Regions from separate parts of the Homo sapiens genome. Here regions 2 and 3 are each linked to region 1. Evidence: read pairs that join two places in POLR2A ChIA-PET (ENCODE). Cell type or tissue: K562. All regions are shown on one strand.

Evidence for each region. ChIA-PET counts read pairs that join two places held together with the same protein. Peaks named below come from ENCODE experiments on the same cell type or tissue, not always from the same donor. Only the 100,000 strongest peaks of a DNase experiment are listed, where the experiment ranks them.
Region 2: POLR2A ChIA-PET joins it to region 1 with 5 read pairs; 2 of 35 experiments call an interaction of 5 or more read pairs at or near these places.
Region 3: POLR2A ChIA-PET joins it to region 1 with 5 read pairs; 4 of 35 experiments call an interaction of 5 or more read pairs at or near these places.

What each region holds. Positions count from the first base shown.
Region 1 is chr22:19,774,803-19,779,802 of GRCh38, forward strand. It overlaps a transcript of TBX1 not described here. Among named protein-coding and RNA genes, the nearest start is that of TBX1, 17 kb to the left of the region's middle. RefSeq lists a silencer at 1,737-2,238. In K562, no CTCF peak of the experiment used is centred here; a DNase peak (open chromatin) is centred at 2,149.
Region 2 is chr22:19,870,477-19,875,476 of GRCh38, forward strand. No RefSeq gene overlaps it. Among named protein-coding and RNA genes, the nearest start is that of RTL10, 18 kb to the left of the region's middle. In K562, no CTCF peak of the experiment used is centred here; no DNase peak of the experiment used is centred here; H3K27me3 peaks cover 1,507 bases.
Region 3 is chr22:19,720,339-19,725,338 of GRCh38, forward strand. SEPTIN5 (septin 5) reads left to right here. Exons shown (of 12, transcript NM_002688.6): 6 at 1-116; 7 at 211-328; 8 at 430-531; 9 at 1,302-1,398; 10 at 1,484-1,619; 11 at 1,899-2,001; 12 at 2,090-2,981. The coding sequence ends at 2,146. It overlaps GP1BB (glycoprotein Ib platelet subunit beta), which reads left to right and starts at 3,201. Exons shown (of 2, transcript NM_000407.5): 1 at 3,201-3,241; 2 at 3,516-4,433. The coding sequence starts at 3,232. The coding sequence ends at 4,126. It overlaps SEPT5-GP1BB (SEPT5-GP1BB readthrough), which reads left to right. Exons shown (of 12, transcript NR_037611.1): 5 at 1-116; 6 at 211-328; 7 at 430-531; 8 at 1,302-1,398; 9 at 1,484-1,619; 10 at 1,899-2,001; 11 at 2,090-3,241; 12 at 3,516-4,436. RefSeq lists enhancers at 2,526-3,304, 3,305-4,082. In K562, CTCF peaks have their summits at 3,113, 3,522 and 3,945; DNase peaks (open chromatin) are centred at 1,963, 2,393, 3,123 and 3,913; H3K4me3 peaks cover 3,415 bases.

The DNA of each region.
Region 1 (5,000 bases):
TTGTTAGGGACTGGGGGAGAGGAATGGGGAGTTGGCGTCTAGTGGGGACAGAGGTTCCATTTTGCGTTCATCTGGAGGTGGACGCACAGCATCGGGAATACACAATGCCACTGAATTGTGTACTTCAACATGGTCACAATGGCACATTCTTTATTTTTTGTAGAGACAGGGTGTCACTGTGTTGCCCAGGCTAGCCTCGAACTCGGGTTCAGGCTCTCCTTCCACCTCGGCCTCCCAAAGTGCTGGGATTATAGGTGTGAGCCACCACACCTGGCCAAATTTGTGGGTTTTTTGGTTTTTATGTTTTTGAAACAGAGTTTCTCCCTTGTCACCTAGGCTGGAGTACAGTGGCGCGATCTTGGCTCACTGCAACCTTTACCTCCTGGGTTCAAGCGATTCTCCTGCCTCAGCCTCCCAAGTAGCTGGGATTACAGGCACCTGCCAACACACCCAGCTAATTTTTTCTATTTTTAGTAGAGACGGGGTTTCACCATGTTGGCCAGGCTGGTCTCGAACTCCTGACCTCAGGTGATCCGCCCACCTCAGCCTCCCAAAGTGCTGGGATTACAGGAGTGAGGCGCTGCGCCCAGCCAAAATTTGTGTTTTTAAATGTATGTTTAACAATTTAAAAATCCTAGATCATCCACAGTTTGCAAAAGCCACTGCTATCCATCTTGGATTGACCAATTCCCTACCTGCCTCTAAAGCGGTGGTTTTTTAACAGGAGCAGTCTTGCCCCCTGGGGTGTTTGACAGTGCCTGGGACACTGGGTGGGGGTGCTTCTGGCATCTGGTGGGTGGAGGTGGGGTATGCTTTTCACCTCCTGCAATGCACGCTCGGAACCACAGGTCCGGAGCCATGGGGCTGCTGTGGCGAGGTCTTCCCACATGGCCGCACCCTGTCTGAAGGAGCTAGTGGTGGGGCCCCGAATATTCTGAGGCCAGGAGCTCCCAAGTCCCACCTGGCATGAAGCGGTGCCCCAGGGCCCTCTCCGCACTCCTCCCCCTGCCCAAGTGGGCCCAGACTCCCCAGTGAGGCCGCATGGCCTGGAGTGCTCGCCTGGAGCCTGAGGGGTCTGGCTGCTGTGAGGTGGGCTTCGAGGGTGGCTGCCAGGCTGTGCTGGAGAGGGCTGGGCATCAGAAGGCTGGTGACAGCCTTGCAGGGAGACGGAGGGTTACCGGAGCCATCCCTGGAGGTGGCCCCTCCAAGTGCTCGGGCCCCAGGCAAGTCCCACCGGCTCCCGAGTGGAAGGTGTAAGCCACGTGGGCACAGGTGGGAGGGAGTTCTCACCACCCATGGCTGCTAGTGCCCCTGAAACCACCTGGAAGTCCCAGCGGCTTCCCCAGGGACAGGCAGTGCTGTGGCCCGTGTCCACCCCAGCTCTGGGGCCTGTGCTCGTGGCTCCGTGTCTGCCCGTGGTCTCCCTCTCTCTCAGGGGTGGTTTCTCTGTCCCTACCCAATATGGTGCTCTATAGCTTTCCTTAGGATCCTAGCTCCTCAGGAGGAAGACGTGTGGCCCCTTGCTCCAGGAAGGCCCAGTCCTCCCTCACTGGGGGTGGGAGGGTAAGGCAAAAGTGCCAAAGTGTCCATCCCATGAATGCAAGACACACAGTGCCTGCTCTAGAAGAGCTCATGTTCCAGCAGGGACAGCTAACACCCAGGGGCCTGCACGGGGTGGAGGGCTCTTCAGAGGCAGGATCACCTCGGAGATGGGTGCAGGGGACCTCGGGCCACCCCAGGGCCAGGCCTGCTTGCCCTGCTTAGGAGCTGGGTCTCCCACTCAGGGAGGGAGGGGTCATGTCTCAAGGGCAGCCACTGGGCCTGAAAAGCAGAACCGCATGTGATCAGTCTGGGTGGGCAAGACTTCAAGAGAGCACGCCTACCCTCAAGGGATGGAAGCAGAGGCTGGTAGCCGACGTCCATGCCAGCCACCAACTCAGAGCCAGCACACTACCCGCATGTGCCTCTGCCAATGAGTGGATGAAAAGCAGCGACCTACAGATGCAGGCAACCTGGATGAGTCTTGACTTTATCTCACGGAGGGAAGGAAGCAGGCTCGGGAGGTGCCGTGCCGCGTGGCTCTGTTTATAAGCTGTCTGGGAAAAGGCAAAACCACAGTACAGAACACAGATCAGCCAGTGCAGGCAGGAAGGGCCAGCACACGGGGTGGGAGGAGCTTCCTGGGTAACGCTCAATCCCATACGCTACAGAGGGCGCATGTTATTGAACATTAAGGTTTTTTTAAAAAATTTTAATTTAATATAATTTAATTATTATTATACTGTTTTAGGGTACATGTGCACAACATGCAGGTTTGTTACATATGTATACATGTGCCATGTTGGTGTGCTGCACCTATTAACTCGTCATTTAGCATTAGGTATGTCTCCTAATGCTATCCCTCCCCCTCCCCCTACCCCACAACAGTCCCCGGAGTGTGATGTTCCCCTTCCTGTGTCCGTGTGTTCTCATTGTTCAATTCCCACCTATGAGTGAGAACATGCGGTGTTTGGTTTTTTGTCCTTGCGATAGTTTGCTGAGAATGATGGTTTCCAGTTTCATCCATGTCCCTATGAAGGACATGAGCTCTTCATTTTTTATGGCTGCATAGTATTCCATGGTGTATATGTGCCACATTTTCTTAATCCAGTCTATCGTTGTTGGACATTTGGGTTGGTTCCAAGTCTTTGCTATTGTGAATAGTGCTGCAATAAACATACGTGTGCATGTGTCTTTATAGCAGCATGATTTATAATCCTTTGGGTATATACCCAGTAATGGGGTGGCTGAGTTCTACTCTTATAAAGAGCGTGCTGGCCTTTCCCATGCCTTCTCGTCTGTTTTGACCCATTCTGGGTATCGGTCCTTTTCGTCTCCCCCTCTCCATCCTCTCTCAGCCCCTTTCACTGGGTTTCAGTGTGCTGGGCACAGGTTCAGGGTGTGTTGTTACTCTTAATTTTTTTTTTTTTTTTTTTGAGACAGGGTCTCCCTCTGCCCCCCAGCCTGGAGTGCAGTGGTATGATCATGGCTCACGGCAGCCTTGACCTCCTAGGCTCAAGTGATCCTCTTACCTCAACCTCCCATGTAGCTGGGAACACAGGCACGCACCACCATGCCCGGCTAATTTTTAAGTTTTTTGTGGAGATGGGATTTTGCCATGTTGCTCAGGCTGGTCTCGAACTCCTGAGCTCAAGTGATCCTCTTGCCTTGGCCTCTCAAAGTGCTGGGATTACAGGCGTGAGCCACCACACCCAACCAGGATTTATTACTCTTAACTAGTAAAACAGCACATTCCTGCTCATTTCAAGAGACAGGATCTTGCTCTGTCACCCAGGCTGGAGTGCAGTGGCATCGTGATCAAGGCTCACTGCAGCCTCAACCTCCCAGTCTCAAGCAAACCTTCCTCCTCAGTCTCCCGAACAGCTAGGACTACAGGTGTGTGCCACCACACCTGGCTTTTTTGATGTTGTTGTTGTTGTTAGAGATGGGGGTCTCACTATGTTGCCCAGGCTGGTCACAAACTCCTGAGCTCAAGTGATCCTCCCGCTTTTGCCCTCCAAAGCACTGGGATTATAGGTGTGAGCCACTGCACCTGGCCATTGCTCCTTATTTCTTTTCTTTCTTTCTTTTCTTCTTCTTTTTTTTTTTTGAGACGGAGTTTCGTTCTGGTTGCCCAGGCTGGAGTGCAATGGCGTAGTCTCAGCTCACTGCAAACTCCACCTCCTGGGCTCAAGCAATCCTCCTGCCTCAGCCTCCCAAATAGCTGGGATTACAGGCATGCGCCACCATGCCTGGCTAATTTTTGTATTTTCAGTAGAGACGGGGCTTCACCATGTTGGGCAGGCTGATCTCAAACTCCTGGGCTCAAATGATCCGCCTGCCTCAGCCTCCCAAAGTTCTGGGATTGTAGGCATGAGCCACCGTGTCCAGCCCCTTTGAAACCCCATCTCTACTAAAAATATAAAAGTTAGCTGGACGTGGCGGCAGGTGCCTGTAATCCCAGCTACTTGGGAGGCTGAGGCAGGATAACTGCTTGAACTTGGGAGGTGGAGGTTGCAGTGAGCTGAGATTGCACCACTGCACTCCAGCCTAGGCAACAATAAGACTCCGTCTCAAACAAATAAAATAAATAAAAGTAGGTAAGGGGGAGATCTGGTTCCCTGATCCGACGTCTTTCCTTGGGGTCACTGACTGTGGGAAAGGCCTGTGCTGGGCTGAGGTGGGACCTGGTGTGGCTGTGGAGGCCGTGTCTGTGTCTGTGTCCTGTGGGCGGCTCGGCTCGTTGGGAGATGCAGTCCTGTCCTGCCCTTCCATGCGGTTCAGACACTGGACATTTGTGCAGTCTGATCTGCAAGAAAAGAGAGGCACCTCTGACATGGTACTTCATCCACTCTCATTGGATGGGGTTGTCACCCAGGTGGACATGTCCTGAAGGACAAGGAAGTGAAAGCTGAGACGTCTAGGAACACACCAGAGAGAGAAGTGGAGCTTCTGAGGGATGCAGGTGGCTGTGTGAACCTGGGGCTCCCCTGCCCCGCAGAGTGCCAACCCTTCAATACCCAGGGCCTGGTGGCTGGGAGGACCGCAGGTGACCGTCTTTGTTGAATGCTGAGGCCGGGCCATGGGCACATGGAGTTGTCGTGTTTCCCTTCACTTTGGTTCATGTTTGAAATTTCCAAAATTAAAAAAACAGTGACTTGTTCAGTAAATTCCAATATGAATAAAGTGCATGTTTTGTAATAAATACTTCTCCATAGAGTCACACTCCCAGTTGATAAATCAAAACTTGTTGGATAAAACAAAGTAAATTTCTCCTGACATTTAAACATTGACTGTAAACTCATTATAAACACTTCTAAATATTTAATGGAAACTACAAGCTTAACATATCTGATCCAAAAATGCCTTAAACACCTCAGTACAGACACCCACACACTATGAGGATGATTCCCTCAAACTGGTTCTGAAAGCAGTAGCTGTGCTTTTCTCTATCGCGTTCT
Region 2 (5,000 bases), 96 kb after region 1:
GAGGCTCGGCTGCATCTGCAGGACAGCACCAAGGGCCCACGGGCACCAGGCCCAGGTCTGAAGCTGCAGCCCTGACGGTTCCCATGATCAAGTGTGCAGGGATTAAGGAGCAGTATCTGGAAAATGGGCCCACAGTCTTGCCTCTCTCTCCCAGGGTTGCCCAGAAGACCCATCCAGGGTGTTGACAGCAGCAATCACTGGCATTTAGTGCATGGACTTGGCCGCAGGGCGTAGGCACCGTGTGGGTTGTCGTCCTCCACTCCTGGCCAGTGCAGGCAGTCTCGGCTGCTGTCGCCTGTATTCCCTGACGACCCGTAGTGCCAGCCCGAGCTGGATGCTGTCACCGCCTGACGGAGCGCAGGGTGTCTGTGGCAAGTCCTCAACTCTTGGCCAAACTTCACCCTGCATGGTGGATTCTGGGAACAGAAATCGATGATGCCAGCCACGCCTGCCGGGCTTGGAGGTGGGCCCTGTGGCTGACGCTCAGGGGGCTGCTGCAGGTGAGGCCCAAGGAGCGCCCAGGTGTCCGGGGTCCCATCCCTCCCACACTCTGCCTCCCAGAACCCCGTCGGGGCTGCATCACATCCATTTCCTGGGTTATCAGTCTCGTGGCAGCTCTTGCCTGTTGAAGAATCTTCTGTCCAGCTATTTCCCAAGCTGAACATTCCAGGTTGTGGCTGGACAGGCCCTTGCCCGCCTGCCCCCAACCCTGAGCTCCTTCCTTCACTAGCCCACCAGCAGCTCGGCTCCCTGCAGCCGGCCCCGTGGGACCTGGTCTGGGCAGGGGCACAGCAGAGCTGGGATCTGCACAGCACTGGAGCACTGGATCCTGCCTGGAAGAGCACAGCCCAGAAGCCCCAAGCACAGGGGGGAGGCCCCTCAGCCCGGGCGCAGAGGGACATGGGAGCACACGGAGCCAGTTCCTCCCTGCCTGCCTTCTGCTCGGGGTGGCAGCCAGGACGCCAGCGTGTACCTCTTTATGCCCCTGCCTGGTCCAGGAAGAACCTCAGGCAGCTTGCAGGGCCATGCAGTGCCCAGCCAGAGAGCCCAGCTCGAAGATGGTGGTAGAGGAAGGAGACCAGGCTGGGCATAGGATGCTCCCGTGCCAGGCTCTGTTGAGCTCTGGGCTTCCGCTGGGAGGGCTGGGGAGGGGAGGGCCAGGGAGACAGAGGTGGGCTAGCCCAAGGACGCAGCCTGGGGGCCCATGGGAGGGGTCTTGTGGGCCAGTGGCCCTACCAGGACGGGCGTGGGGCTGCTGCCTAGGGCTCCATGGAAGCCCAGGGAGTGGGATCTGGAAGTCTCTCTCAGCAGCTGGCTGGCTCTCTGGCCTGGCCAAGCAGGCAAAAGTAGGGGCCAAGGTGCTGGGTGGATGGGCTGCGGGGTCCCTGGTGGCATGGGGGCCCACGTCCAGGCCCTGCTAGAGCAGTCCCAGGTGGGGGGTAGCTGGGTTGTGGAGAGGGACACCACCCCAGCACACTCCCATTCTAGTCTTCGCCCCATGTGAGTTGGGCTGAGGCCCCCACATGGGCTGGGAGGTCCACAGCCTGTGCATTTGGGGCCAGGAGAGGGCATCTTCCTCTACTGCCCAAGAGTAAGACCTGGCCCAGGCCCATCTGGATGGAGAGGCAGTTCAGAGGGAGATGCTTCCTGATGGGGCGCCCTGTGCCTGGGCCTTAATACCTGTAGGGGCTGCACCACCTGCCCTGGCCACTGATGCTGGCCCGCTGGCCTTGGGTGTAGACCCCCTGCTGCTTCCTGCTCCAGAGGGTGGGGATCCCCGTGTCTGGCAATGAATGACCCACACCAACCCTCCTGGACCCTGACTAGGCCCAAGGGTGGGAAGTGGCGATGAGTGAGGGCAGGTGGGCAGAGGCCAGCAGGTCTCATCAGGCTGGGCGGGAGGATCTCTTGCCCAGGACAGGGGCACTCAGGGACCCTGGGGAGGAGAAGTGGCTCCCAGAGGGACACGGGGTGGGGCAGCAGCCTGGGACCGAGACCAGGAGGCTCAGGTGGCTCTGAGCTCTGGGAGGCAGGAGTGGCCCCCACCCACCAGCCCAACGCAGACACCAACACGCTTCTCATGCCACCCACTGAAGCCAGGTGCCAACCTGTGCTCTCTTGGGGAGGGATGTGAGCATGGGGCGGTGACGCCACTAGGATGGAGCCTCAACCCGAGGTGGCCCAGGCACCTGGAGCCTCAATAGGGCCTGGAGGGGTTAGTGTGGCCTCATGGCCCTGCCCCGATGAGCACACTGCCCAGCCACCTCAGGGCATCCCTCATTAAAGGTCTTGGGTCACCTCCAGTTCTTGCCCAGTGTGTGAGGGGTAGGTGGGGGCCTCAGGCCTGCCTCTGGGTCCTGCTTCAACCTGGGGAGGGGACCAGGGCCCAGTGCCCAGGCACTGGCGGCACCTCCAAGCTGCTGCACTGGGGCTGGAGTGGCCGTGGGCCAGGTAAGGCAAGCAGGTGTCAGCCGAGGTGAGCTCATGTGCCAAGACCCTGTGGGAGGAGCCCAAACCCGAGGCCAGGAAACAGGTGCTCTCAACTGCAGCCCCACCAAACTGCAGCCCCACCTGACGCTGCTGCTCTCACAGGGGCAGCCCTGCCTGAGGGCCTAGCCAGCACTAAGGTCACCTCACGGCCAGGAGAGCAGGGCCGAGGTGCCCGATGGCTGCCAAGTGAGGCTAGGGCCAAGCAAGGGTGCAGCATGCTCAGGGAGGGGGCTGCAGTCTGAGCATCTCAGTTACCCCTCCCCTTGAGCTGATGACCCCTGCTGTACCCCCTGTCCACTCCTCAGAGCCCTGCCAGGCCCTGCCCTCCCCTGCTGCCCCGCTGTGGCCCTCGAAGCCCTCCATAACTGTGTGTCCCCTCCCCTGCATGTGGACCACCCAGGGGGCCTGGGGAACTGCCCAATGTCACTCAGGGGTGTTGGGGGCAGGAGAGGGTGACACTGCCCCATGCAGGGTGTGGCAGAGAGGGGCCACTCAGCCTCGCTGGGCAGCACCCCCCGCCCACTTCTCCTGCTCCCACGTCTTTGCGAGATCCGGTGCCACAGCAGAAGTGTGGAGGATGTCGCCGGGGGTAATTGCAGGTTACACAGAACAATCTGAGGAATTAAAGTCATATTTTTATTGCACCATAAAAACATGTGAAGGCGGCAGGACGGCGGCCGCGGGGCCAGGCGGAGAGCACCCGGCTCTGGCCCCACCCTGCACTCCCTGGGCCGTCTCCAGGGAGACGCAGGATCGAAACCACTGTTGGCCCAGCACACCGGTCCCACGCTGGGCAAGGGAGACCGGGAGAGCGGCCGCTTTGCCCACATTGCCCTGCTGGGCCCTGGTTCCTGCCCTGGCTGTGCAGCTGCCTGGGTGGGGGCTCTGGGCCAGTGTCCCACCAGAGTAGTGAGGTGTGGGGATGGCCTGTGCCTGCGGGGTCCCCTGGGCCTGGTCTGCAGCCAGGTGCCTGCCAGTTCAGCACCGGCCCTGAGAGGGCCTGGGGCAGCAGTGCTGGCCTCTTTGTGGCCACTCTTCACCTGCAGCACCCATTGCTTGTAAACTGGGCTGGACCCCTGCCTACCACTTACCAGGAGGGTATGAGCCCCTGTGCAGCAGGAGCCCAAGGACCCACGGCTGCCTGGGATGTGTGTGGTGGATGTTTTGGTCCCTCCTAGGGGATGTGCAGGCCGGCTGAATGGGCCACACAGCGTGGGAGAGCCGAGGTCACAGAGAGCAGGTGTGTGGTACACGGTGTGTTCTGGGAAGAAGGGGCACGCAGAGAAAACCACCTGGAGGGGCCAGTGGGGACATGGACGTGTGGGTGGCTCTCAGGCCACCAGCAACAGGTACTCCTGGTCGGCTGGGCAGACAGGGAGGCAAGAGGCCCTCCCGGCAGAATGCGGCCCAGTGTGTAGTGCGGGCTCCACACAGCTGCATCCTCTCCATCACCACAAAAGCACCAAGGCCATTTCAAGCTTTCCCCATGCTCCCTGGCAGGGGCTGATCCCAGGGCCAAGGAATCCACAGGCCCTCTGCCCCCTTCCTGGCTGCTGCCCAGAGCCACCCCCCAGAGCCCAGGCAGCAGGTGTAGGCTGACCTCCCAGCCTGGCGGTGCCTCCACGGCAAAAAAAACTTGCAGGCCTAGAGGCGAGCCCCACCCACAGGATCCGGCCCAGGCATGCCACCAGCCGTGTGTTAAATGGGACACGGCTGATCTAGAGCTGCACTTGTGGGAGGGCCTGGCCCAGCACTTGGCATCTTAAGTGGGCGTCTGAGAGCTCACGCGCACGTTTCACACAGCAAGTCGGGCTCCTGCAGGCCCATTAAGGTGCAAAGGCATTCCTCTGTGTGCTGACAAGCAGGGTCCCATCCACGGCTCCGGGCCGGCAGACTAAGTGATGTTTTCTTAAGGAAGACACGCGATTAGCCACAGCTAAAGCCCCAGCACAATGCAGGGCCCGGCCATGGCTGTCAGCGCTGTCTCTCGGCAGTGACTGACAGGCACTCCCCAGCCCATCAAGCCTCAATGCACAGGATTAGCCTGACGCAGCCGACAAGCTGACTTGGAGGGCCACGGTGGAAAACCGGCAAAGTGACTGACATCCGGGGACAGAGAGCCTCACACAGCCCTGCTACCTCCTGTCATGGGCCTGCCTGCTGGCGGGCTGTTCCAGAACAAAGCCGGTGTTGCCGCCCCTCCCAAGAGCCTCCCTGGCACTGGGCTGCCCTTCTTGCTTCAAGGTGCAGAGACCTAGGCAGAGGGTCCCAGGAAAAACCCTCAGTGGGCGTCTTCAGGCCAGAGGCCAGGCAGCTGTGGGGCAGGTGGGGCGGCTCCGCCTCCTGCCTAAGTGGGGTCCCTAGCACTGCAAGTCTGCTCCCCTCTGCCCAGGGCTGCTTGGAATTGTGCTCGGGGGTTCAAGGGGCCCCAGCGGACTCTGGGCTGCCCTGGATGGAAGCTACTCACGATTGAAGAGGGGCCTGGTGGCCTGGCCAGACCCCACCCACCT
Region 3 (5,000 bases), 54 kb before region 1:
TATGTGGACCAGCAGTTTGAGCAGTACTTCCGTGATGAGAGCGGCCTCAACCGAAAGAACATCCAAGACAACCGAGTGCACTGCTGCCTATACTTCATCTCCCCCTTCGGGCATGGGTGTGTGGCTGTCCTGGGGCCAGGCTCGGGAGTGCAGCCCCTACAATATGGCCCCCTGGCTGTGCCTATGCCCACCCTTGGCTGCTCTCGGCAGGCTGCGGCCAGTGGATGTGGGTTTCATGAAGGCATTGCATGAGAAGGTCAACATCGTGCCTCTCATCGCCAAAGCTGACTGTCTTGTCCCCAGTGAGATCCGGAAGCTGAAGGAGCGGGTGAGCCTGCCGTCGCACAGGGGCCTGGCCAGGGCCCTGGGGCTGAGAGTACCAGGGGGACTTGTCTGGCCTCAAATCTGATGGTCCTTGCCCCACCACAGATCCGGGAGGAGATTGACAAGTTTGGGATCCATGTATACCAGTTCCCTGAGTGTGACTCGGACGAGGATGAGGACTTCAAGCAGCAGGACCGGGAACTGAAGGTGAACATGCAGACTGGTGGGGCAGGGGGGATGGAGCTGGTGAGGGGCAGAACCAGAGGGCTTTGTCTCCTTCACATTGAGCCTGCTGGAGGAGGGCCAGGTCAGCCCAGTTGGGTGCAAGAGTCATTTGTTCTAGGAGTAGAGGACCTGTACCCCCTTCATCCAGGGCTAGAAGGTAAAGGTCACCATGTCTTTGCCTGGCTGGGGTGGGTCATGTGGGCCCCGTGTGGTGCTTGGCAGGTATGGAGCACTTGCCCAGATCCAGAGGTGCAGCAGTGGGCCAGGCCCCCAACCCCAACCCTCTTCCCATGGGTCACCAGAGGAAGGGGCTGCCCCAGTGGCACACCCTGGCTCCCAGATTTCTGAGCTCCAGGGTTGGTGGCTTTGGGTGCCCCGGCAGCTAGAGTGATGATGGAGACCATGCCAGGGGCAGGTGGCCACCAGGGCAGGGGCATCAGCATGGGGAGACATAGGCTCAGCCCTGGGGAGGGAAGGGGCAGCTGGAGGGGGTGGTTCTTGATGAGGGAGGAGATGAGGAGGGAGCATGCCTGGTTGGGCATAGCCTGGAAAGGCCCTGGAATGTGAGCCACATGGGCTCTGGCTCCAGCCAGGGGCAGAGAGGCCAGAAAGGGGCAACGCCAGGATCTCTTTGAGGAGAGATAGTTGATGGTGATGCTGGAGGGGTGCCCCGGGAGTTACATGCCCGTTTCCCATCAGTAACCGTGCAATTACGCTCACCGGGTGTGAGCCTTTCTCCCTCCTTCCCCCAGGAGAGCGCGCCCTTCGCCGTTATAGGCAGCAACACGGTGGTGGAGGCCAAGGGGCAGCGGGTCCGGGGCCGACTGTACCCCTGGGGGATCGTGGAGGGTGAGTAGAGTCTTGGGGTACCAGGTCTGGTGGGGGAAGGCTGTCCTGGGCCGGCGCCAGCCCACTACCCACCCCCACCCCGCAGTGGAGAACCAGGCGCATTGCGACTTCGTGAAGCTGCGCAACATGCTCATCCGCACGCATATGCACGACCTCAAGGACGTGACGTGCGACGTGCACTACGAGAACTACCGCGCGCACTGCATCCAGCAGATGACCAGGTGCGCGCCCCAGCCGCGAGCCAGACCTCGCCCCTCTGGCCCCGCCCACGTCTCCATAACTGAGGGCCGGTCCTGTCAGCCCACCCAGACTTGAACTTTGCACCATTCCCTAAGCCCCCCCCCTCCCCCAGAGCCTGGTCTCCCTAGAACCAAGTCCAGGGCTGTGAGGGCTCCGGAGGGCAGGGCCTCAGCAGTGGCGGGGATGGGCCAGGCATCGCCAGCCCACGCTGAGCCTCCCGGTGGCGCCGCCCCGCCCATCCTCCCCCCCGCCCCGCGCAGCAAACTGACCCAGGACAGCCGCATGGAGAGCCCCATCCCGATCCTGCCGCTGCCCACCCCGGACGCCGAGACTGAGAAGCTTATCAGGATGAAGGATGAGGAAGTATGTGGGGCGGCGGGGGCGGCGGAGGCGGGCGTCAGGGATGCTCCTCCGCGGTGCTGCTCACCCGCCGGGTTGTCTCCGCCCGCAGCTGAGGCGCATGCAGGAGATGCTGCAGAGGATGAAGCAGCAGATGCAGGACCAGTGACGCTCGCCGCGGACACACCGTCCGTCTCCGGGACGCCCTCGCACCCCTGGACACCAGACCGGACTGTTCCCGACCCGGAGACGCGGGGCCACAGCCCCCAGCTGACCCTAATTTATTCTCAGCACCACCCCCTCCCAGGTCATTGTGTCTGTTTCCGAGGGGCCTGGACCGTAGCCCCCGCCCAGCTGGCCCTCTCTGACCTTGGGGGATCAGGAGCGAAGTTGGGCGGGACTTCAGAGATCCGCCTCCCTTGCCCTTCCCCCGCCCCCGGACGGTCACAGCACCCAAACCGCAGGCCCTGCTCTGGCAGGCAGGCAAAGCTAGGCAGAAGAGGATTCCCAGGATCCTGGGTCTGTTCCCTGCCCCAGTGCTGCAGAACGGACTTGGGAGCCCTCCTTTGCCTGCTCCCGCGGGTCACCCAGCGAGTGCTGAGACCCCATTTTCTGTCGAGGCGGGCCGAGTCTTCCCTTATCCCCAGACGCCTAGCGGGCAGGGTTGGGCTGAATCAAATGGGAGCCCTCCAGACATAAGGAGGCCAGAGGCTGCAAGGAGCGGGGTCGTGACCGCTTACACCCCTTCTCCACAGCCCGGCCCGACCTGGAGGGCCCCCGGGGCACTGGGCGGTGAGCCACCTCCTGGCAACTCTCGGTGCCGTCCCCTGCCCTCGCTCGAGGCCTCTTCTCCCCAGCACCGCTGTGGTGTGCCGGGATCCTGAGCCTAGGCCTCCCGATGTTCCCACCCGCATGATCCCTTCCCGCCACACGATGCTCCGTTTTCTTCCGTTGTGAATGCCGCGTCCTGTCCTGGTGACAGGAGAACAATGTTGGTGAACGTCGCAGCGGGTGTCCGAGTGCTCCGTGTGCCCCTGAGAGCGGGTGGGAGCGGAAGCCTGAGCGGCCTGCGGCCTCCGGCGATAGTGTGCTATCTGCCGCTGCAGCGCGCGTCCGCGCGGCCTCTGGGCTATTTCTGGCCAGGCCGCAGCACTGTGGTCGGTGCGGGCGTGGCAGGGGCGGGGCGGCCTTATCGCTCGGCTCTCCCGCCTACGCCTCCCGCTGCAGAGTAAGCCGGGCTGCCGTCTTCTCGCCATGGGCTCCGGTGAGTCTGGAGTCCGGTCGGGCCCCCGGCTGCTCCCTAGGCCGACCCGGGTTGAGAGGAGCTCTGGTCGTTTGGCTGCAGCTGGGAGAGACTTGGGTCAGACTTAGAGGGGACTTCCAGCCGGCGTGCGGGGTGGTCAGGGTGGAGAGGCTGGCGGGCTACCGGGACGCCGGGCATCAGGGGCTGGATGGAGCCGGGCCGGCAGTCTGGGTACTCAGAGATGTCGCCCAGGTGCCCGCCGACCGCTCGGCTTACTGCGGCGCTTCCCTTGCAGGGCCGCGCGGGGCGCTGAGCTTACTGCTCCTGCTGCTGGCCCCGCCGAGCCGCCCGGCCGCAGGTTGCCCGGCGCCCTGTAGCTGCGCGGGGACGCTCGTGGACTGCGGGCGCCGCGGGCTGACTTGGGCCTCGCTGCCGACCGCCTTCCCTGTCGACACAACCGAGCTGGTGCTGACCGGCAACAACCTGACGGCGCTGCCGCCGGGGCTGCTGGACGCGCTGCCCGCGCTGCGCACCGCACACCTGGGCGCCAACCCCTGGCGCTGCGACTGCCGCCTTGTGCCGCTGCGCGCCTGGCTGGCCGGCCGCCCCGAGCGTGCGCCCTACCGCGACCTGCGTTGCGTGGCGCCCCCAGCGCTGCGCGGCCGCCTGCTGCCCTATCTGGCCGAGGACGAGCTGCGCGCCGCTTGCGCTCCCGGCCCGCTCTGCTGGGGGGCGCTGGCGGCGCAGCTTGCGCTGCTGGGCCTTGGGCTGCTGCACGCGTTGCTGCTGGTGCTGCTGCTGTGCCGCCTGCGGAGGCTGCGGGCCCGGGCCCGCGCTCGCGCCGCAGCCCGGCTGTCGCTGACCGACCCGCTGGTGGCCGAGCGAGCCGGAACCGACGAGTCCTGAGGAGAGAACCGGTGCGTCCTGAGGAGAGAACCGGCGCTGGGCAACACGGGCCTGCAAACTCGACAGGACCCTGCCCGAGGGGCCCTCGCGCCAACCTGGACCGGTCCCCGCCTCCTCCGCTGCCCAATCTCTCAGACCCACCCCACCTGCAGGCCCAGACCACGTGGGACAGAACTCCTGCCCACCCTACCCCGAGGGAGGCGAACCCGCACTTCCAGGCTTGGGAGGACCATGGGGCACAATGCGGTCCAGACCCTGCTGCGTCTCCCTTCCAAACTCTGGTGCTGAATAAACCCTTCTGATCTGGTCTTCTCTGCACGACTGACCTGGAAATTCCCCTCGCCAAACTCAGGAAAAGGCCCCAGGAGGCGGTTCAAGGGGACACAAACACATCCTCACATGCCCACCCTAACCTCAGGGGCAGACAGGAGTCAGTGGGTGACCTCTCCCCTTCCAGACACACTCCCAAAAGGCCACATGGGAAGGCATGAGAGAGATGCTAAGTGATAACGTGGGGGCCAGTGAGGACGTTGTGGGGACACTGAGGACCCTGTGGGGGCAGTGAGGATGCTGTGGGGATGCTGTGGGGACAGTAAGGACACTGGGGGCAGTGAGGACGCTGTGGACACTGCGGACGCTGTGGGGACAATGACGCTGTGGACAGTGAGGACGCTGTGGGGGCGGTGAGGACACTGTGGAGTGAGGACACTGGGGGCAGTGAGGACGCTGTGGACAGTGAGGGCGCTGTGGGGGCGGTGAGGACGCTGTAGGGGCGGTGAGGACGCTGTGGGGGCGGTGAAGGCGCTGTGGGGATGGTGAGGACGCTATCCGGGGCGGTGAGGACGCTGTGGACGGTGAGAACGCTGTGGGGACA